Linked DNA regions of Homo sapiens: region 2 is linked to region 1. A link is a loop called in an ENCODE intact Hi-C map of the cell type or tissue named here. Cell type or tissue: GM12878. All regions are shown on one strand. Links, peaks and the distances in the headings refer to the core of each region. The heading gives the core; the rest is flanking DNA.

Region 1 (9,760 bases), core at 487-8,486:
TCATCTATACCCCGGTCAGTGAGACAAGTCACTGTCTTGGATATTGCAGCAAATTCTAGATGTGCACCTTCAAAATTTCTGGGCTCAACTCATGGCCAAATGGCAGCAAACTGTTCACAGACAAACTCCGGTCTGTTTGCCTCACTTGGAGTAGCACCGTTTTAAAATGGCAGGGATTGAATCTTGATAGAGGTGACATTTGAGCAGAAACTTGAAAGAAGGGAGGCTACCCGTCTTATTCATATTTGGGGGAAGGCAGTGTAGGTAGTAGGGCCAGCAGGTGTAAACTTCTTCCTCAGGCAGAAACATGCTTGTGTGCTTTAGAAGTAGCCACCGGGGCAGCGTGGTGGCCGCAGAGTGGAGAAGGGGCAGGGCCACGTGGGATGAGGTTGGAGACAGTGGGCAGGGGCTAGATGACACTGGCTTTGTAGTCAAGATAACAACTTTTGGGCCAGGCGCGGTGGCTCACGCCTGTAATCCCAGCACATTGGGAGGCCAAGGTGGGTGGATCACCTGAGGTCAGGAGTTCGAAACCAGCCTGCCCAACATGGTGAAACCCTGTCTCTACTAAAAATACAAAAATTAGCCGGGCATGGTGGCACATGCCTGTAATCCCAGCTACTTGGGAGGCCAAGCCACGAGAATCGCTTGAACCCAGGAGGCAGAGGTTGCAGTGAACCGAGATAGTGCCATTGCACTCTAGCCTGGGCAACAGAGTGAGACTCTCTCTCAAAAACAACAAAAAAACCCCTTTTGATTTTGCTCGGAGTGGGGGATTTGAGATGGGGAGTGACATGTTCAGGTAAGTAATTTACTCCCAAATTAAACTTCCCAGGATTACCCACAATTCCCCTGCATATGGCAAATCTTGCAGTAGATCAGGAGGGTCTAGGGTCAAGAGGATGAAGCAAACGCCACTGAAGCGGCTACGTTGTCTGGGGTATAAACCCGGGGTTCGGCCGGGCATGGTGGCTCACACCTGTAATCCCAGCACTTTGGGAGGCCAAAGCGAGTGGATCACCTAAGGTTGGGAGTTTGAGACCAGCCTGACCAACATGGAGAAACTCCGTCTCTACTAAAAATACAAAATTAGCCTGGTGTGGCGGCGCATGCCTGTATTCCCAGCTACTTGTGAGGCTGAGGCAAGAGAATCACTTGAACTTGGAAGGCTGAGGCTGCGGTGAGCCGAGATTGCACCATTGAACTCCAACCTGGGAAACAAGAGCGAAATTCCATCTCAAACAAAACAAAACAAAACAAAAAAACCCGGGGTTCATTGTCGGGTACCAGAGTAATTTAGGACACAGACACACAGGAGGAGTTTAGGGGTGGAGGTTTAACAGTTAGAAGAGAAGAGAAAGAAAAACAGCTTCCTCTTAAAGGAAGTGTGTCTGGAGTTGGTTCCTGCCAGTGGGTTTGTGGTCTCGCTGACTTCAAGAATGGAGCCATGGACCTTTGCAGTGTTAGAACTCTTGAAGATGGCACGGACCCAAAGAGTGAACAGCAGCAAGATTTATTGTGAAGAGCTAAAGAACAAAGCATCCACAGCGTTGATGGGGACCCGAGGCGGGTTACTGCTGCTGGCTGGGGGGTGGCCAGCTTTTATTCCCTTATTTGTCCCCTCCCATGTTCTGTTTCTGTCCTGTCAGAGTGCCCTTTTTTCAATCCTCCCCGCGATTGCCTACTTTTAGACTCCTGCCGATGGTTGCATTTTACAGAGCACTGATTGGTGCATTTTACAATCCTCTTGCTCACTACAGAGTGCTGATTGGTGCATTTTTACAGAGCACTGATTGGTGTATTTTACAATCCTCTTACTAGCTACAGAATGCTGATTGGTGCATTTTACAATCCTCTTCTAAGACAGAAAAGTTCTCCAAGTCCCCACTCGACCCAGGAAGTCCAGCTGGCTTCACCTCTCAGAAGGAGTCTCTGAGCAGAAAGGACCAGCTGGTGGAGAACGCACCGAGTTTTATAGTCCAGTTTGAGGAGGTGTTGTCTGATTTACTAGGCCTCACAGATTGGTTCCATCATGTATGACATTTACAAAGCTCTCTGGGAAGGCTTGTCGCCCTACCCTAATCTTCTTATGCAAATGGACTTTCCAGTTGATGGGGGCCATATTATCTGCTTCTTACCGTACACGTGGCTGGCAGAGAAGGCAAGATGGAGCCACCATCTTGAAAAGGTCTAGTCCTTAGTTCCTGCTGGCATTCATCTGTGCAGCAAGCTGCCAGCTTGCTTGTCTATGTCTGCAGCTCAACTTTTATCAGCTGCTCTTTGTTAGAAAATTATTTGGGGCTGCTTTTCATTAAAAGGAAAGCCCTACCAAGGACTCCCATGCCCTTGCTATCTCCCTAAGTAATTCCTTTTTACCTCCTATATCACCACAAGCCAGCTTTCCTGGGAGTCCCCTAGTTTCTCTCCAGGCCCTAGGTCACTTCCTATCACCACTGAATCTGTCAGCATCTTTTTGGTGCACTCAGGCCTCCTGGCTCTCCTCCTCAGTATAGCCTTGAATTAATCACCAACTTATCACATAGTGAACAGATGTAGCCTTTTCCAAATCACTCAGGGTCTTCATTCTGAACCCAAATCACCACTCTGTGCTTTAAAATATCTCTCCCTTGCAGTTTGGTGTGGGTGTAGGACTACATTCTGGCCAATGGAGCTTGAGCAGAAGTGATACATGCAACTTTCAAGTCATGCCCCGTGCCCGTTCTTTTCTTTCTGCAGGAGGGAATACAGATGAATTGGCAGGATCAGGAGCAGCCATGTTGCACCAAGAGAAGATGAAAAAAGCATATGTTGCAGATTGCAAAGTAACTAGGTAAGCATTTGAGTCCCTAAAACTATTCCTGGTATGACTGGTAGCGGCATACTAGCTTGGACTTTTTTGTGTCAGAGAAATAAACCTTCATCTCACTTAAATCAGTATTATTTGGGGCCACTCTCTCTGTAGTAGGAGTGAAACTAGTATCCTAACTAATTTAACTGTCAAAAGAAAAAAAAATATGAGGCGAGAAAATAAGGAATCAAGAAACAAAAGTCAAGTTTTACTCACTTCATAGCTTGGCTCAAAAGCAACTTTAAATATGTGAGAAATGCAACAAATGATAATCATGCATACAGAGAAATTCCTCAAGTGACAAATGCTTTTACTTTCATTTCCTTTCTTGAAAATTGACAGAGTAAGATTCAGATGCATGTACTGACACTCACGTCAGTAACATCGGCTCAGGTTAGACTTTGGTCGTCTTATCCTTCGACTACCTAAGGGACTCATGGCCAGTATATTTTACAACCCCCAGTGCCAGTTACTGAATTCTCACCTGAGAATGAATTCCCTAAGTCTGTAATGTTTCATCATCTTGCAACACAGATAAGCCTGTGTTTAGAGCAGGCTTTTCCATATGAGTCCCTCCTCTTTCACACTGGGGCTGAGTAGAAGGTGATTGACCTGCCTGAGACTTTATCAGTTTGGAGTTCATGTTCCATGTGGTGTTGGAGGGAGCAATGGAGGCTGTGAAATCAGACATCCTGCTTTTTGACAGGGTTGTTTGATGACTCACCCAAGCCATTTTTTATTCTCGGTGCATATTCTAGTTTCCCTTCTCCCGACAGTAGCCTGATGCACCTGTGCTTGCACTGTCCTTAAGCCTGTTGCTATTGTTATGTGGTGTCACTGAGCCCAACACTGCGTGCGTGTGTGTGTGTGTGTGTGTGTGTGTGTGTGTTGAAAGGGGTAGGAAAGTGAGGATGATTTTCAACCATTAAACCCTTAAGGGGCCATCTTCTGAAGCCTGGCATCATCATTTTTGTTCTCAAGAACATTTAAGTCAAAAATAACAAGGTTCCTTTTGCTCATCTTCAAATTATTTTACTTGTTTGATCCAACTGCTAACTAGAAGGTGAATTCTTTCTGCTGTCATTTCATAATTCTAGTGTATTAAAAAGAGATGGGGGCTGGGCACGGTGGCTCATGCCTGTAATCCCAGCACTTTGGGAGGTCAAGGTGGGAGGATCACTTGAGGCCAGGAGTTCAAGACCAGCCTGAGCAACATAGCAAGGCCTCCTACAAAAAATTTTAAAAATTAGCTGGGCATGGTGACACCCACCTGTAGTCCCAGCTGCTTGGGAGGCTGAGGCAGGAGGATTGCTTGAGCCCAGGAGTTTAAGGTTGCAATGAGCTTCAAGTTTTTATACCTTCAATCATACCATTTGTGGCTTAGGAACCCCTAATATATTACATGGAGGGTAATGTAGACACCAAGAAAATGATTGAAAACAATTTATGCCTAAATACATTTGTATTCTTCTTTAGAGAAACCTAGTAGACAAACTAAAAGCTACTAAGCAAATAAATCAAGGTACTGTATTTTACAAAATGACTCAATTTATGCATCATTTAAAGAGTGTGGATCCCTTGGGAACTTTAAACATGGTTGCATTAGTTAAACAGTTGCTTCATTCAGATCCCTCTAGGAACTTGGGCAGCACAAGGGAAGGGGGGCCTCTGTTCCTACTGTGTGGTCCTGGTGATCTGTGTAGGTATCTTCTTTTACCGGGTTAAGTGATAAAAACGGTGTCTTGTGCTCTTTTATCCAAGTCCAAGGAGCATCTTTGTGGGTGTGGGGTTGCAATTATACCTTTCCTCCCTGGGCTGAATCCACAAAGAAGAAGAGAAAAATAACATTTCTGGAGACCTGGCCAAGCCCTGGAATAAAATGGTTGCCTGAGAGAAACTGCAAGTTTGGGAGGCGGGGACTCTTTTCATTGTAACCAAGAGTGGAGTCCTCCATTTCTTTTTCTTTTTTCTTTTTCTTTTTTTTTTTTTTTTTTTTTTTTTGAGACGGAGTCTCACTCTGTCGCCTAGGCTGGAGTGCAATGGCTCAATCTCGGCTCTCTGCAACGTCTGCCTCCTGGGTTCAAGCTATTCTCCTGCCTCAGCCTCTCAAGTAGCTGGGATTACAGGCGCTTGCCACCAGGCCCAGCTAATTTTTTGTATTTTTAGTAGAGATAAGGTTTCACCATGTTGGCCAGGCTGGTCTCGAACTCTTGACATCAGGTGACCCACCCACCTTGGCCTCCCAAAGTGCTGGGATTACAGGTGTGAGCCACCGCGCCCGGCCTCCTCCATTTCTTTTACTTTCCTTTAGTCAATAATGGAGACAGTGAAGGCATAAAAGTGTTCATGCTAAAGACCATTTTGAAAATCCAGCCACTTCCTGTCTGTTACACTCCAGCTGCCTATGTCCTCATCGTGTAATGGGAGGGTCACTCTAGAAGAGGAATGGGCCACCGACTGTCTAATGTGACCATCCTCCTGCTGAACTTGGGGAAAATGTCACTTTTTGCTCTGAACCCAGACCTAACCTCTGGATCTTGCTCTATGCCATGCTCCAGAAAGCCACCACTATCAATGTGAGTTGCCACAAAAATTCAATTTTTTGTTTAATAGACTTAGGATCTTCAGTGAAACTTATGGCCATCCCCAGTGGTCACTTCCATCTCTAACATCTCACGACTTTATGAAAATAAAACAACCAGCTATCATCAGGGAGAGAACACAGAGTTAGGAGTTAGTGGATAAGGGTGAGGGTCATGGGTGAGTTACTTCCCTTCTCAAGCCCCCTACTCTCTCCTTCAGATCTACATGTTACTGTCTCAGGCCAGGTTCCCTGACCATCCTGTTTGCAGTGACAACTGTTGCCCCCCACCTCTAAGTACTCCCTACCCCACTTCCCGTTTTATATCTGATCATTAGCATTTGTGATGGTTAATTTTATGTTTCATCTTGACTGGGTCATGGGGTTCCCAGATACTTGGCAAAACGTCATTTCCAATTCTGTCTATGAGTGGATCACCCTCCTCAATGGGCTGTTGAGGGCTTTAAGGCAGAGGAAGGGAGAATTTGGCCTTTTTTTTTTGGAGACAGAGTCTCACTCTGTCACCCGGGCTGGAGTGCAGTGGTGCGATCTTAACTCACTGCAACCTCTGCCTCCCAGGTTCAAGCGATTCTCCCGCCTCAGCCTCCCAAATAGCTGGGATTACAGGCACATGCCACCATGCCCAGCTAATTTTTGTATTTTTAGTAGAGATGGGGTTTCACCATATTGGCCAGGCTGGTCTCAAACTCCTGAGCTCAAGTGATCCACTTGCCTCGGCCCCCTAAAGTGCTGGGATTACAGGCGTGAGCCACCTCGCCCAGCCCTGAATTTGGTCCTTCTTTTCTGCCAGATGACTTGAGCTGGAATATCACTCTCTCCTTCCCTCAGACTGCAGTTTACATCATCAGCTCCCCTGGTTCTCAGGCCTTTGGACTCAGATTGAATGATACCCCTGGCTTTCCCCAGCTGCCAGCTTGCAGATGGCAGATGGTGGGACTTCTCGGCCTCCACAATCACATAAGCCAATTCCTTATGATAACTCTCCTTCTCTTTCTCTCCTCTCCCCTCTCTATTTTGAGCTGATTATTTTGGGAAACTGCAACCACAGGAGAAGCTCTGAAAACAGAGTGGAAGTTACCTTATCATCCACATTACCCCAGGAGGACAGGATGACTCTAAGTCACTGGAGACAGTTATCCTTTATTGATGGAGAAGGCACTGACTTAAATCTCCATAACAAATCTTACTCTTATTTGCCAGTTTTTCCTGAGCATAATCAACTTTCCCTACACCCTTCTTTTTGTTTCAGCAGACATGGCATTTAAGTGTGAGTTCAAAGCCACCTCTTTGAAATTTACCAATTTCTCTGGGTATCTCCCTGTATACTACACGAGGTATACATGTTAATAATCTTCTGTTTATTTGTCTCTTTTTAATCTGTTTTTTGTTACAGTGGCCCATCCCAACTAAGAATTATGAAAGATTGAGAGAAAATTATCTATTTCCCTACATTTATAGTAATGTAAATAGCATAGCCACTCTGGAAAATATCAGTTTCTTAAAAAGCTAAACACTTGGCCAGGCACAGTGGCTCACATCTGTAATCCTAACACCTTGGGAGGCCAAGGCGGGCAGATCACCTGAGGTCAGGGGTTTGAGACCAGGCTGGCCAACATGTCAAAACCCCGTCACTACTAAAAAATACAAAAATTAGCTGGGAGTGATGGCAGGCGCCAATAATCCCAGCCATTCAGGAGGCTGAGGCAGGAGAATGGCTTGAACCTCGGAGGCGGAGGTTGCAGGGGGCAAAGATCGCGTCACTGCACTTCAGCCTGGGCGGCAGAGCAAGACTCTGTCTCAAAAAAAAAAAAAAAAAAAATAGGCCAGGCACAGTGGCTCAAGCCTGTAATCCCAGCACTTTGGGAGGCCGAGGTGGGCAGATCACGAGGTCAGGAGATCGAGACCATCCTGGCTAACACGGTGAAACCCCCTCTCTACTAAAAATACAAAAAATCAGCCGGGCGCAGTGGCAGGCGCCTATAGTCCCAGCTACTTGGGAGGCTGAGGCAGGAGAATGGCATGAACCCGGGAGGCGGAGCTTGCAGTGAGCCGAGATTGCGCCACTGCACTCCAGCCTAGGCGACAGAGCGAGACTCCGTCTCAAAAGAAAAAAAAAAATTCTGATCCCCGAATGCTCAGGGAGACTGATTTGAGTAATAATGAAACTCTGGTCTCCCACACAGACAGCTCTGCATGAATGACTCTTTCTCTGTAGAAATTCCCCTATCTTGATAAAACAGCTCTGTCTAGGCAGTGAGCAGGGTGAACCCGCTGGGCAGTTACAGCATGAGGCAGCCTTGTAGTGATGGCACAGTTGTGTATCTCGATTGTGTTGGTGGTTACAGGAAGCTACACTCGTAATAAGATTGTATAGAAGTACACACGTGTGTGCTTATAAAAACAATGAAATCTGAATCAGCTCTGTGGAGCATTTCAATGTCAATTTCCTGATTTTGATTTTGTACTGTAATTATTCAAGATGTTACCACCACTGAAGGAGGCTAGGTATAGGGTACACTGGGCCTCCCTGTACACTTTCTTTGAACCTTCTGGTGACTCTATCATTATTTCAAAATGAAAAGTCAAAAAAGAAATTGTAGTTGGGCTCTCAAGCTTAGCGTGTGGTCAGTGGGGAACCACACGGGTTCAACATGCGCATCGAGAAGTGTTATTTCTGTTCGGGGCCCATCTACCCTGGCTATGACATGTTGTTCATCCACAACGATTGCAAAGTGTTCGGATTTTGTAAATCTAAATGTCATAAACACTTTAAAAAGAAGTGCAATCCTCGCAAAGTTAGGCGGACCAAACCATTCCAGAAAGCAGCTGGTAAAGAGCTTACAGTAGATAATTCATTTGAATTTGACAAACATAGAAATGAACTTATCAAATACCAGCGAGAGCTATGGAATAAAACTATTGATGCAATGAAGAGAGTTGAAGAGATCAAACAGAAACACCAAGCTAAATTTATAATGAACAGATTGAAGAAAAATAAAGAGCTACAGAAAGTTCAGGATATCAAAGAAGTCAAGCAAAGCATCCATCTTACCCAAGCCCGTCTTGCAGGCAAAGGGAAGGAGTTGGAAGAGAAAATGGTACAGCAGTTACAACAGGATGTGGACATGAAGATGCTTCTTAAACATTTCTGTAACCATTTATTTTATGGACATTTGAAAATGCCCTTTGGAGACTTGGAACTGCTAAATTATTAGTTTATTTTTTACATAAGTTCATTTAAATGAAAAGTGATTAAAATATATCTCTCCTACACTGCCATCTACAAAACACAAGATATTACGGATGTTAGATTGCATCTCAGTATTAAATCTTCACTGATATGTGTACTTATGTAAATCACGAAAATTCTACTTATAACTGTAGAAGTGAATTGTGGACGTAAAATGGTTATGTCATCTGGATAATGGACTAGACAGCATTTGTATAATCACTAATGGCAAAAAATCATGGCTAGTGATGTATAAAATAAAATATTCTTTGCAGTAAAATATTCACTTTATTAATGTTATAGAAGGGGGGAGACAACAAGGAACTAACAATTTGTATGACGGTGTCAAATATTTTGATTTTAGTATTTCCTGTTTTGGTTTATTTGCATCTTAGAAGAGCATAATGACATTGTTTGATGAAGCCTAATTATGCTGGACTGTTTCAACTTGGTTTAACCTTTCTGATAGGTAGTTGTGGATGTTTGGGATGAGAACTGAATAATCTTTGCCTGGAGTGACACTACACTCTAGAATTTCCACTTTGGAGAATACTCAGTTCTAACTTCTGATTCCTGGTAGAAAAAACTTTATTTTTCTAGCCTAGCAATGATCTAGAAGCAGAGGAATCCTAGTGCCTTTTAAAAGTTATTATGTGGTTTTCTGTTAAAAAGCTCCTGTTTTTGGAAAGTAGAATTTATGGATACAACATCTGCTCATTATTTGCACATAAAATAAAACCATTTAAAAAGAAAAAAATTATAGTTGGACATAAAACAATGTTTAAATTTAAAATTACCTCAGGATATAGACATGCATGGAACTAATATTTTATACATAATCTTAACTTGCTTTTGTCAGTGTATCTACTTGTAAATGTGTCTCACCATTCGGTTCCCTGTGTTCTGTTGCTGAATATGGTGTTATAGCACTTCTGGTATGATAGCCGTGGACTGTTCTCTGATTTTCTCCATTTTTTGCTAATGATGTGTAACTATGACATGTGGACAGTACCCGGATTGCCTGGTTTGATCACTATGGCTACTTATGTAAGCATCTCATGGCAAATCTTGTCAGAGCACA
Region 2 (9,760 bases), core at 931-8,930, 53 kb before region 1:
TTTCCTAATATGTTATTTTCACCCCCCTTCCCTCAAAGGTCAACAAGATACTCCACTGTGGAAGCTTCTTCAAAAGCAGTTCATCTGGATGTCTTCAATACTCCAGATGGCTTCTCTAAGTCCTACTCCAGGCCGATCGTTATGCAATCTGTTATCTTCCTTTCCAACTGTTTTCTCAGGCTTTTTTTTTTTTTTTTAAATAGGGTATCACTGTCGCCCAGGCTGGAGTACGGTGGTGTGATCACAGCTCACTGCAGCCTTGACCTCTTGGGCTCAAGTGATTCCTCCCACCTCAGCCTCCCATGTAGCTGGGACTATAGGCATGTGCCACCACACCCAGCTGATTTTTACATTTTTTGTAGAGATGGGATTTCGCTATGTTTCCCAGGCTAGTCTTGAACTTTTGGGTTCAAGCAATCTGCCCGGCTCAGCATCTGAAAGTGCTGGAATTACAGGTGTGAGCCACAGTGCCTAGCCAGGCTAATTTCTTATCTATTGAAAGCTGGAATCCAATGCAGGAATCCAATGCAGAAACTATGTAAGATTTCAATCTGTTATATATCTACCATCTTCCTGAGACAGGCCATTGAAAGTCAAATTCCACTGTCATTTGTTCCAGGGGAAAAAAGAAACATGAATATATATGTTTGTAAACACAAAGATGATTTCTAAAAAGATAACCAATAAACTGGTGATGGCCCGTGCCTTTGGGTAGGAGAGTTGGGTAACTGGGTTAAAAGGAGGCAGGAAAACTGACACTTTATTTTTTATTTATTTATTTATTTTGAGACAGGGTCTCACTCTGTTGCCCAAGCTGGAGTGCACCGGTGGGATCTCGGCTCACTGCAACCTCCGCCTCCCAGGCTGAAGTGATCCTCCCACCTCGGCTTCTCAAGTAGCTGGGATTACAGGCATGTGCCACCATGCCCAGCTAATTTTTTGTAGTTTTTGTACAGACAGGGTTTTGCCGTGTTGGCCAAGCTGGTTTCGAACTTCTGGGCTCAAGCGATCCTCCTACCTTGGCTTCCCAAAGTTCTGGGATTACAGGCGTGAGCCACCTTATCTGGCCAAGGCTGACACTTAATACCCTTTTGTACCTTTCGAAGGTTGTACCATTTGCATGTATTACTTATTCCAAAAATTAAATGAAAAAACAAATAATAGGTGGAACAAAACTGAAGCTTGGAAACTGTGGGAGCCCTTTATCAGGAAATAACAAACATGATGGTATCACATCTTGACTTTCCAGTGATGGTCAACAACAGAAGCATTTACCAGATAGTGAGCTCCCCACATGCAAGCGGCAACTTTAATTGTACCTTAAATCTTTGCCCTTGTATTAGTTATCTGTTGCTGCCTAACAAAATACCCCCAAATTTAGCAGTTTGAACCACAAGTATTTATAATCTCAGTTTCTTTTTCTTTTTCTTTTTTTTTTTTTTTGAGACGGAGTCTCGCTCTGTCGCCCAGGCTGGAGTGCAGTGGTGCGATCTCGGCTCACTGCAAGCTCCGCCTTCCAGGTTCACGCCATTCTCCTGCCTCAGTCTCGGGAGCAGCTGGGACTACAGGCGCCCGCCGCTACGCCCGGCTAATTTTTTGTATTTTTTTTTTAATAGAGACGGGGTTTCACCATGTTAGCCAGGATGGTCTTGAGCTCCTGACCTCGTGATCCGCCCGCCTCGCCCTCCCAAAGTGCTGGGATTACAGGCATGAGCCACCGCGCCCGGCCTATAATCTCAGTTTCAATGGATCAAGAATCTGGGTATGGCTCAGGGTCTCCTCCCAAGGCTGCAGTCAAGGTGTGAGCCAGAGCTGCAGTCACCTAAAGGTCGGCCTGGGGATGATCCACCTCCAAGCTCACTCACAGGGCTGTTGGCAGGATTCCATCCTCTTGGGCTGTTGGCCAGAGGCCAGCTCCAGTTCTTTGCCATGAATGTCTCTCCATGGGGCAGCTGGCTTCTCTTACAGTAAGTGAGAGCATGAGAGAGCATCAGCAAGAGGGAAGTGGGGTGTTTCTGTGCCCCAGCCTCAGAAGTGACATCCCATCACTGTGGCCATATTTTATTCACTAGAAGGGCATCACCAGGTCTAACCCCTGCTCAAGGGAGAGGATTTCCCAGAAACAGAAGAAATCACAAATTACACTTCACAAGAATCCTGAGATATTTTAGAAAGGTTCCAAATTTGGCCAAAAGTAGCTTAAGAAGGCTTTTATGGACCAAGCATAAGAAGTTTAGCAGGGCTGGGTGTAATGGCTCACACTTGTAATTCCAGAACTTTGGGAGGCTGAGGTGGGCAGATTGTTTGAGCCCAGGAGTTCGAGACCAGCCCAGGCAACATAGCAAAACCCCATCTCTACAAAAAATGCAAAAATTAGCTGGGCATGTGCTTGTGGTCCCAGCTACTCGGGAGGCTGAAGTGAGAGGATTGCTTGAGCCTGGGAGGTCGAGGCTACAGTGAGCTGTTACTGCACCACTGCACTCCAGCCTGGGCGACAGAGTGATACCCTCCCTCAGAAAAAAAAAAGGAAGAAGAAGAAGGAGAAGGAGAAGAAGAAAGAAGTGTAGCAGCAGAGAGAAATTACTTCACTCAAACCAGCATTGAGAGAGGCAGAGAATTAGGAGCACTCACAGGCAGAGCTGAAAGGCTCCCAGAAGGGGCAAAAATAAAATGTAAAATTAACCTTTGAAATCCAAAGTTGGTATCAGGTATAGCCTAATGTTCACTTTTTAATTTTAGCAACACCGAACATGGTATTTCTACCTTATTTTTAGTATAATTATCCATTCTTAACTTGTGTAATGAAAGAAAAAATAGGGGCGGGCATGGCGGCTCACGCCTGTAATCCCAGCACTTTGGGAGGCCGAGGCGGGTAGGTCACGAGGTCAGCACTTCGAGACCAGCCCAACCAACATGGTGAAACCCCGTCTCTACTAAAAACACAAAAAAATTAGCTGGGCGTGGTGGCGGGTGCCTGTAATCCCAGTGACTTGGGAGGCTGAGGCAGAATTGCTTGAAAACTGGAAGACAGAGGTTGCAGTGAGCCGAGATTTCCCACTGCACTCCAGCCTGGGAAATAAGAGCAAAACTCCGTCTCAAAAAAAAAAAAAAGAGAAAGAAAGAAAAAATAACAAAAATAACATAGGTAAATTAACAGTTATAATATTAAACAGTCTCTTTTGGCTAAACCTGTTATAAATCACCACGGCATATAAATGTTAGAGCTTAGATGCTGAATAAACCAACTGGCCTTGAAGCCCACATTTCTAATTCTCATAACAGATTTATTATGAATCTCAAATTTCACAAATTTGTCTGTCTGTGTAAAATTGTTTTGGAAGATGTCAATAAATGTAGAGGAATGTTTAAAATCTGAAGTTGGAAAAAGGTAAAGCAAACATTAGTTTTTAATCTTTTGCTCACTTGAGTAAATCCTTGAAAGGATTAAAAAATATCCAACTTGTGAAATTTGTTTAAAGTCCTTTTAAAATAAAAATGCATAAATGTATAATTACTCTAAACCTAACTGAAGACTTTATAGAATTCACCCAATTTGAAAACAGGTCTTCTGGCCTGTTTCCCAAGTCATTATGCACAGCTGTGGGAAACATCCTGTTGTATGTTTACATATATTAACAGCTTCAGGAATTTCACAATTAAAACTATGGTGGGCTGGTTTCCAATTCAGGCAGCTGGGTGAGGGGGTGTGGAGAGCAGGCAAACCAGAAATAAAAACAAGCTTCTTGAAAGATGGGGGAAAGGAAATCGTAACTACTTAGTAATCAGGAGTCCATATAGTTTGCCAGTTCTACTAAACGCTGGAGGGATTTCATTTAAACCCTAAGAAATACACTTGTTCAATCATTTTGCAGCCTTCAAAATCTCTCAGTTGGCTTCAACCAAGAGGTTGCCTGATGGAGGTAATATTGTACACGATATGTAAAAAACTTTTATTTTTTTCTGTGGACAGTTTCACCCCAACAGAAGGAAGCTGTGGTTTCACCTTTCTCTCTTTTGTTTTTCCAGCATGCCTGCCCCTCGTCCTGACATAACTGATTAGGAAATGATTTCTAAATGGTCAAGAGTCCAGCCTCGATAGCCACTTCTCTGATTCCAACAGAATTTCTACAGAAGACAATTTCCTTGTCTCAGCAAGGTATGTATGATATATGTGGCCTGGCCAGGCCGGCTGCTCAAACAGAGCTGTGTTTGGGTCAGCCCACTGTTTAAAATGTTAAAATCAGACATGAAGACCATTCACATAACCACTGCTGGTCAGATATGAGTCATCTCCAAGAACACCAAAAAAGGAAGCATTAAATGCTGATTGGTCTCCTTCAAAATCACTTGGGAAACTCCAGAAAGGGAAGGGATAAAACACAGGAACTTCTACTTCTTCAAAGTCTCCCGAGGTGATTTTTAATACTCAGAAGTTGGGACTGAGTTCCTGATCTAGGTTGAAGTGTAATGTGAATTCCATTCTTGCCAGTAGGTGCGTTATTTTAATCATTATCTTTATTCTTGAGACTGTTTCACTCCATCTGGAGACAGCTTTGTTGAGTTTTGGCAACACTGCAGAGTTGTTAAAATCATAAAACAGAACCACCTGTTTTTGAGCTATATGGGTTATTAGAAAAAATATCCAAAATTCTTTATTTTTACAAGAGGAATCCAGAGCTCAGAAAGATTAGGGGAGGTGTGAGTGCTGAACTTGTATTTAGTCTCCCTGGGCCTCAGTGTCCCCATCTGTAAAGTGAAAATTAATATATTCATTAATTGATCAGTTATTGAATGCCTACTAGGTTGTGGACTCCAGGGATGAAGAAGATACGTGATCTCTCACTATAACTTAAATCCTAACACAGACTGTTACAGTTCAATATGGGAAACATAGGTGGGTGCAGTGGCTCGCACCAGTAATTCCAGTACTTTGGGAGGCCGAGATGGGAGGATAGCTTGATGTTGATGCCAGGAGTTTGAGACCAGCCTGAACAACATAAGGATACCCCTGTCTCTACAAAAGAAGAAATTTTAATTAGCCAGGCATAGTGGCACACACCTGTAGTCCTAGCCACTCAGGAGGCTGAGGCTGGAGGATGGCCTGAGTCCAGAAGTTTAAAGCTGCAGTGAGCTGTGTATGATCAGGCCACTGCACTCCAACCTGGGCAACAGAGCGAGAACCCATCTCTAAAAACCAGTAATAATAATATTTAAAATACAGTAAATGCCAGGAGAAGACAATATGCTCAGGTTGCAGTGGGAGCTTGGCAAAACCATACCTAACCCAGCCTGGGAAGCACATGGGAGGCCTCTGCCATAGGGCAGAAAGCTGCTGCAGTGAAATCCATTTAATTGGAGAATGGAGCAGAAAGGGCAGAAGATGCAAAGAAGCCCTGCTGTCTATAGAATTTGCGAAAATAAGATGAAGCAATAGTTTGCCAGCAGCAAATAACTACACAGATATGAGCTATGAAATTAAGTAAGACTCATCAAGGCCACCCACAGCTGCTGCGTTGCAGACGCCAATCCAGCATCCTTACGTTACACCATTCATTTATTTCAATCATTTTCCCCATAGGTTTATATCTAGACATTTCCATAAACCCAAGTAAATTTTTTATTATGCGTGTAGGCATCCTATAAAGAGTAGACTCTTACATTGTCTACTTTCCAAGCCATTCTCTGTCTTGACTACGCATGAGAGAATCAGCCAGGTTTATCCCAGACTGGCTAATAAGACTCTGGCAAGGAGAACTCAGGCATCAATGTTTTTGATGCTTCCCAGGTGAACTTGAGAATCTCATTTATCAAAAAGTCAAGAATGAATGGTGCGCACACACACAGACAAAAAATTCTTCAGTCACCTCTGGTTTATGCATTTTTAGAAAGGCTCCAGATAATATGAAATCTATTTGTTTGAGCCTTGACTATAATATGATTCTTTTAGGAAAACAGATTTACTGTCTAAATGATACCTGGCTCAGATTAATTCTAGTTTGTCTCTTTTTTTTTTTTTTTTTTTTTTTTTTTGAGACAGAGTCTCACTCTTGTTGCCTAGGCTAAAGTGCAATGGTGCAATCCTGGCTCACTGCAAACTCGCCTCCTGGGTTCAAGCAATTCTCGTGGCTCAACCTCCCGAGTAGCTGGGATTACAGGCACCCACCACCATGCCCAGCTAATTTTTTTATTTTTAGTAGCGACAGGGTTTCACCATGTTGGTCTGGCTGGTCTCAAACTCCTGAGCTCAAGTGATCTGCCTGCCTCAGCCTCCCAAAGTGCTGGGATTACAGGCGTGAGCCACGGTGCCCGGCCTAGTTTGTCTTTTCTAAAGATGCACTGGCTGAAGGGAGGCGGGGACGTTCCTAGAAGTATGATGGGTGACAGAGAACACACTATTCAGGTTAAGAATGCTCTACAGAGAGACTATAAAGTAGAAACTGTAAAGATTACAGGGGAAAGAGGGCATCTGATGGAACGCAGGCATGGATAAGATAATATTTATATATCTTTATGTTTAACAAAAGTTCTAACATGCTTACTGTGGTCCTTTGAAACTGATGACAGGCACACAACAGGGTGGACACATATGGTTTAACAAACAAGTCTTTTTTATGTATTTATTTCCTTTAATAATATAGAAAGACTGTGGGGAATAAGAACTTTAAAAATATCGAATATGCCTGGTAGATGCTGCCTTAAGTGAAGCAAGACTCCTGATATTCACAAGAAGAGACAATATAAAAGGAAATTGAAGACCGGGCATAGTGGCTCATACCTGCAATCCCAGCAATTTGGGAGGCCAAGGCAGGTGGATCACTTGAGGTCAGGAGTTCAAAACCAGCCTGGCCAACATAGTGAAACCCTATCTCCACTAAAAATACAAAAATTAGCCAGGCATGGTGGCACGCGCTTGTAATCCCAGCTACTCAGGTGGCTGAGGCAGGAAAATTGCTTGAACTGGGAGGCAGAGGTTGCAGTGAGCTGAGATCGCGCCACTGAACTCCAGCCTGGGTGGCAGAGTGAGACCCCGTCTTAAAAAAAAAATAAAAATAATAAAGGAAATTAAGCATTGAAGAAAACACAGAAGCCGTCTCCTCTACCATACATCGAAGGGCGCATGGTGACAGAGCTGTTGTCATTTCAACAGTATTTCTGGGCTTCCCCTGTTCTCTACATCCTTGCTACTTGAAAAAGAAAGAGTGAGCAGAGGACATAACTCAGGAGGGACTCCTACTTTAATTTTTACTGGGGTGGGCAGAGACTACGCTGAAGAAATGACATTTGGGCCAAAAGGCAAAAGATAAGGAGCCTTTCAGAGGAAGAGCTTTTCAAGCGAGAAAGCAGCAAATCTGAAGTTCCTGGGACAGGAAGGGACTCGTCATGCTTCAGAAACTGAAGGAGAAAAAGAATGGAATTTGCAGGGGGAAGCCGGGGTCAGGGCGGGCTGGGCATAGAGAGCTGTGGAGAGAAGGTAGCTGTTGTTAAAACCACAGCATGAGCTACTGCAAGGGTTGGCAGGATCTGAGTGGGTGCTCTGGTTTGGAAGGGGCAGGGTAGAAGTGTAGCCCTCATGTAAGAAGGCTACTGGAATGGTCCAGGAGAGGGAGGATGACAGCTTGAACCTCGCGGATGGCAGCGGAGATAGAGGTTATCAGGTGGAGTCAAGGTCTTCCAGAGGTAGAAGCAACAGGCCTTGGAGACGGATTGGAAATGAAAGCAGGGTGCAGTCTGGAAGAGAAAGGGGTCAGAGATCAAGTCCAGGCTTAAGCCAGAAGGCTTAAGCACCAGCTAGAGGGGTATCATCTTCTCAACTGATGTCAGAGTTCAATGCTCGAGGTGCTGTGTTTAGGGGCATGCAGGAGAGTATTATGAAACGTGCAGGAGAGTATTATGAAACGTGCCTATGACTAAGTCCTGCGAAACCGTAGCATTTTAAGAGGACTCCTACCCGTGGTTTAGGGTAGAATTCCTCAGCCTCAACCCTAGTGACGTTTTGGGTAAGATACTTCTTTGTTGTAGAGGCTGAGCTGCATATTGTAGGATATTTAGAAGTATCCCTGGCCTTGACCACTGGACGCTTGTAGCATCCTGAATTGTGACAACTTAAAATGTTCCCCAGGGAGCAAAAGTCACATCTGGTTGACTAAGTTAAGTATACTTTTACAAAGTCTTTAATAAACTGGTGCCGGTCTTCTGTCTCAAAAAGTTCACGGGCAGGCCAGAGTAAGAGCTTCACAAATCATTTCAATTTTCTCATGTTCCGGCTTTGTTGACAAGCACCTAAAATTGACTTTAAAAAACCAGACCTAGTATTAAGGTGGATGCTGCCTCATCGAATTAGAAAACAATTGGAGTTATACTAACCCCAAAATACACAAGATCTTGAAAAATCTTTATCCTTTGTCTTTTGACAACAACATAAACCCAAAATAGAGCAGTGAGTGGATATAGGTGTTAGCTGGATTTTCCCCTGTATGTAAATATTTCATAGCTCAGAGTTATGGGATGGTGTTTATTTCAAATAACATTTGTAAAAATATCTCTAACCCAAACCAAAATGCCATAAGAGTCCTTTTTTTCCTAAGTAGATGCTTAAAACAAATTCCCGATATTTTTGTTGCATTTCCAAAGTATGGCAGTAAGTATCAAAAGTTAGTGCAAAAATCTTTAAATATCTATTTTTGTTGTTGTTGTTGTTTTGTCTCGTTCTGTTTTGTTTTTTTGAGACGGAGTCTCGCTCTGTTGCCCAGGCTGGAGTGCAGTGGTGCAATCTCAGCTCTCTGCAAGCTCCACCTCCAGGGTTCAAGTGACTCTCCTGCCTCAGCCTCCTGAGTAGCTGGGATTACAGGCGCGTGCCACCATGCCCAGCTAATTTTTGTATTTTTAGTAGAGATGGGGTTTCACCATGTTGGCCAGTCTGGTCTCAAACTCCTCACCTCAAGTGATCCACATGCCTCAGCCTCCCAAAGTGTTGGGATTACAGGCATGAGCCACCGTACCTGGCCGTAAGTATCTATTTGTGTTTGTGACTATTATACTAAGTTATGAAGTCCAAGAAAGAACTTGGTTATTCTCCTCTGGCAGCTTAGTGAAGGAGTAAAAGCCATAAAATTCACTTAATTAGGCCACGGTGGATTCTTTTCATTGTAGAGTCACTATAAAAACAGCCAACAATTATTGGTTCGATGTTGTTCAATGGCCTTCTCTCTCATAAAACATGTGTCTAATAACGGCAGCTAATGCTAGTACCTATCAGTGTGGAAAGGCATGTTTCTGACTTTACTATTTAATGTGTAATTATAGAACAGGTGCTACAATTTAAGAACTGCGCTGGGGGCTGAGCTACAACATGAGTCTTGCCAAGGTGCTATTCTCACCAAGGTGGCCACTAGTGTAAACACAGACAAATAGACCAGCAATGACAATATAGCTCAGGGATGCCACACCCCTAGGCCCACATCTGTCCTGCTTCTCACCTGCTCAAGGTGACAGGACTAAGGAATCCTAACACACCTTTGCTGCCGTGGCTGGACATCACTTCAGAATCCAGCTCGTCAAAAGCCTCTCAGCCAGGGATTCTCAATCTGGAGCAGGCATCAGAATCACCTGGAAGTTTTATTAGGACACTGATTGCTGGGTCTTAACCCCAGAGCTTCTGAGTCAGTGACTCTAGAGTGCAGCCCCCAGTCATGCTGATGTTGCTGGTCCAGGGACCATACTTTGAAAACCAGTGTCTAGGCAACCACCACTGATCAAGCCA

Evidence for each region. Peaks named below come from ENCODE experiments on the same cell type or tissue, not always from the same donor. Only the 100,000 strongest peaks of a DNase experiment are listed, where the experiment ranks them.
Region 2: a loop joins it to region 1, with 4 times the contacts of the local background. A loop is called at or near these places in 2 of 110 quality-filtered maps.

Annotation. Positions count from the first base shown.
Region 1 is chr18:57,830,375-57,840,134 of GRCh38, forward strand. It overlaps the pseudogene RSL24D1P11. Among named protein-coding and RNA genes, the nearest start is that of ATP8B1, 32 kb to the left of the region's middle. RefSeq lists a silencer at 2,403-2,697 and enhancers at 3,075-3,274, 3,315-3,404, 3,445-3,494. In GM12878, for the core only: no CTCF peak of the experiment used is centred there; DNase peaks (open chromatin) are centred at 3,207, 3,607, 7,697 and 8,037; H3K4me3 peaks cover 1,339 bases; H3K27ac peaks cover 2,605 bases.
Region 2 is chr18:57,776,801-57,786,560 of GRCh38, forward strand. The region is part of intron 1 of ATP8B1 (ATPase phospholipid transporting 8B1); the gene reads right to left. It overlaps LOC124904310 (a long non-coding RNA gene), which reads left to right. Exons shown (of 2, transcript XR_007066388.1): 2 at 1-9,760. Among named protein-coding and RNA genes, the nearest start is that of ATP8B1, 22 kb to the right of the region's middle. RefSeq lists an enhancer at 1-224. In GM12878, for the core only: no CTCF peak of the experiment used is centred there; DNase peaks (open chromatin) are centred at 3,982 and 4,211.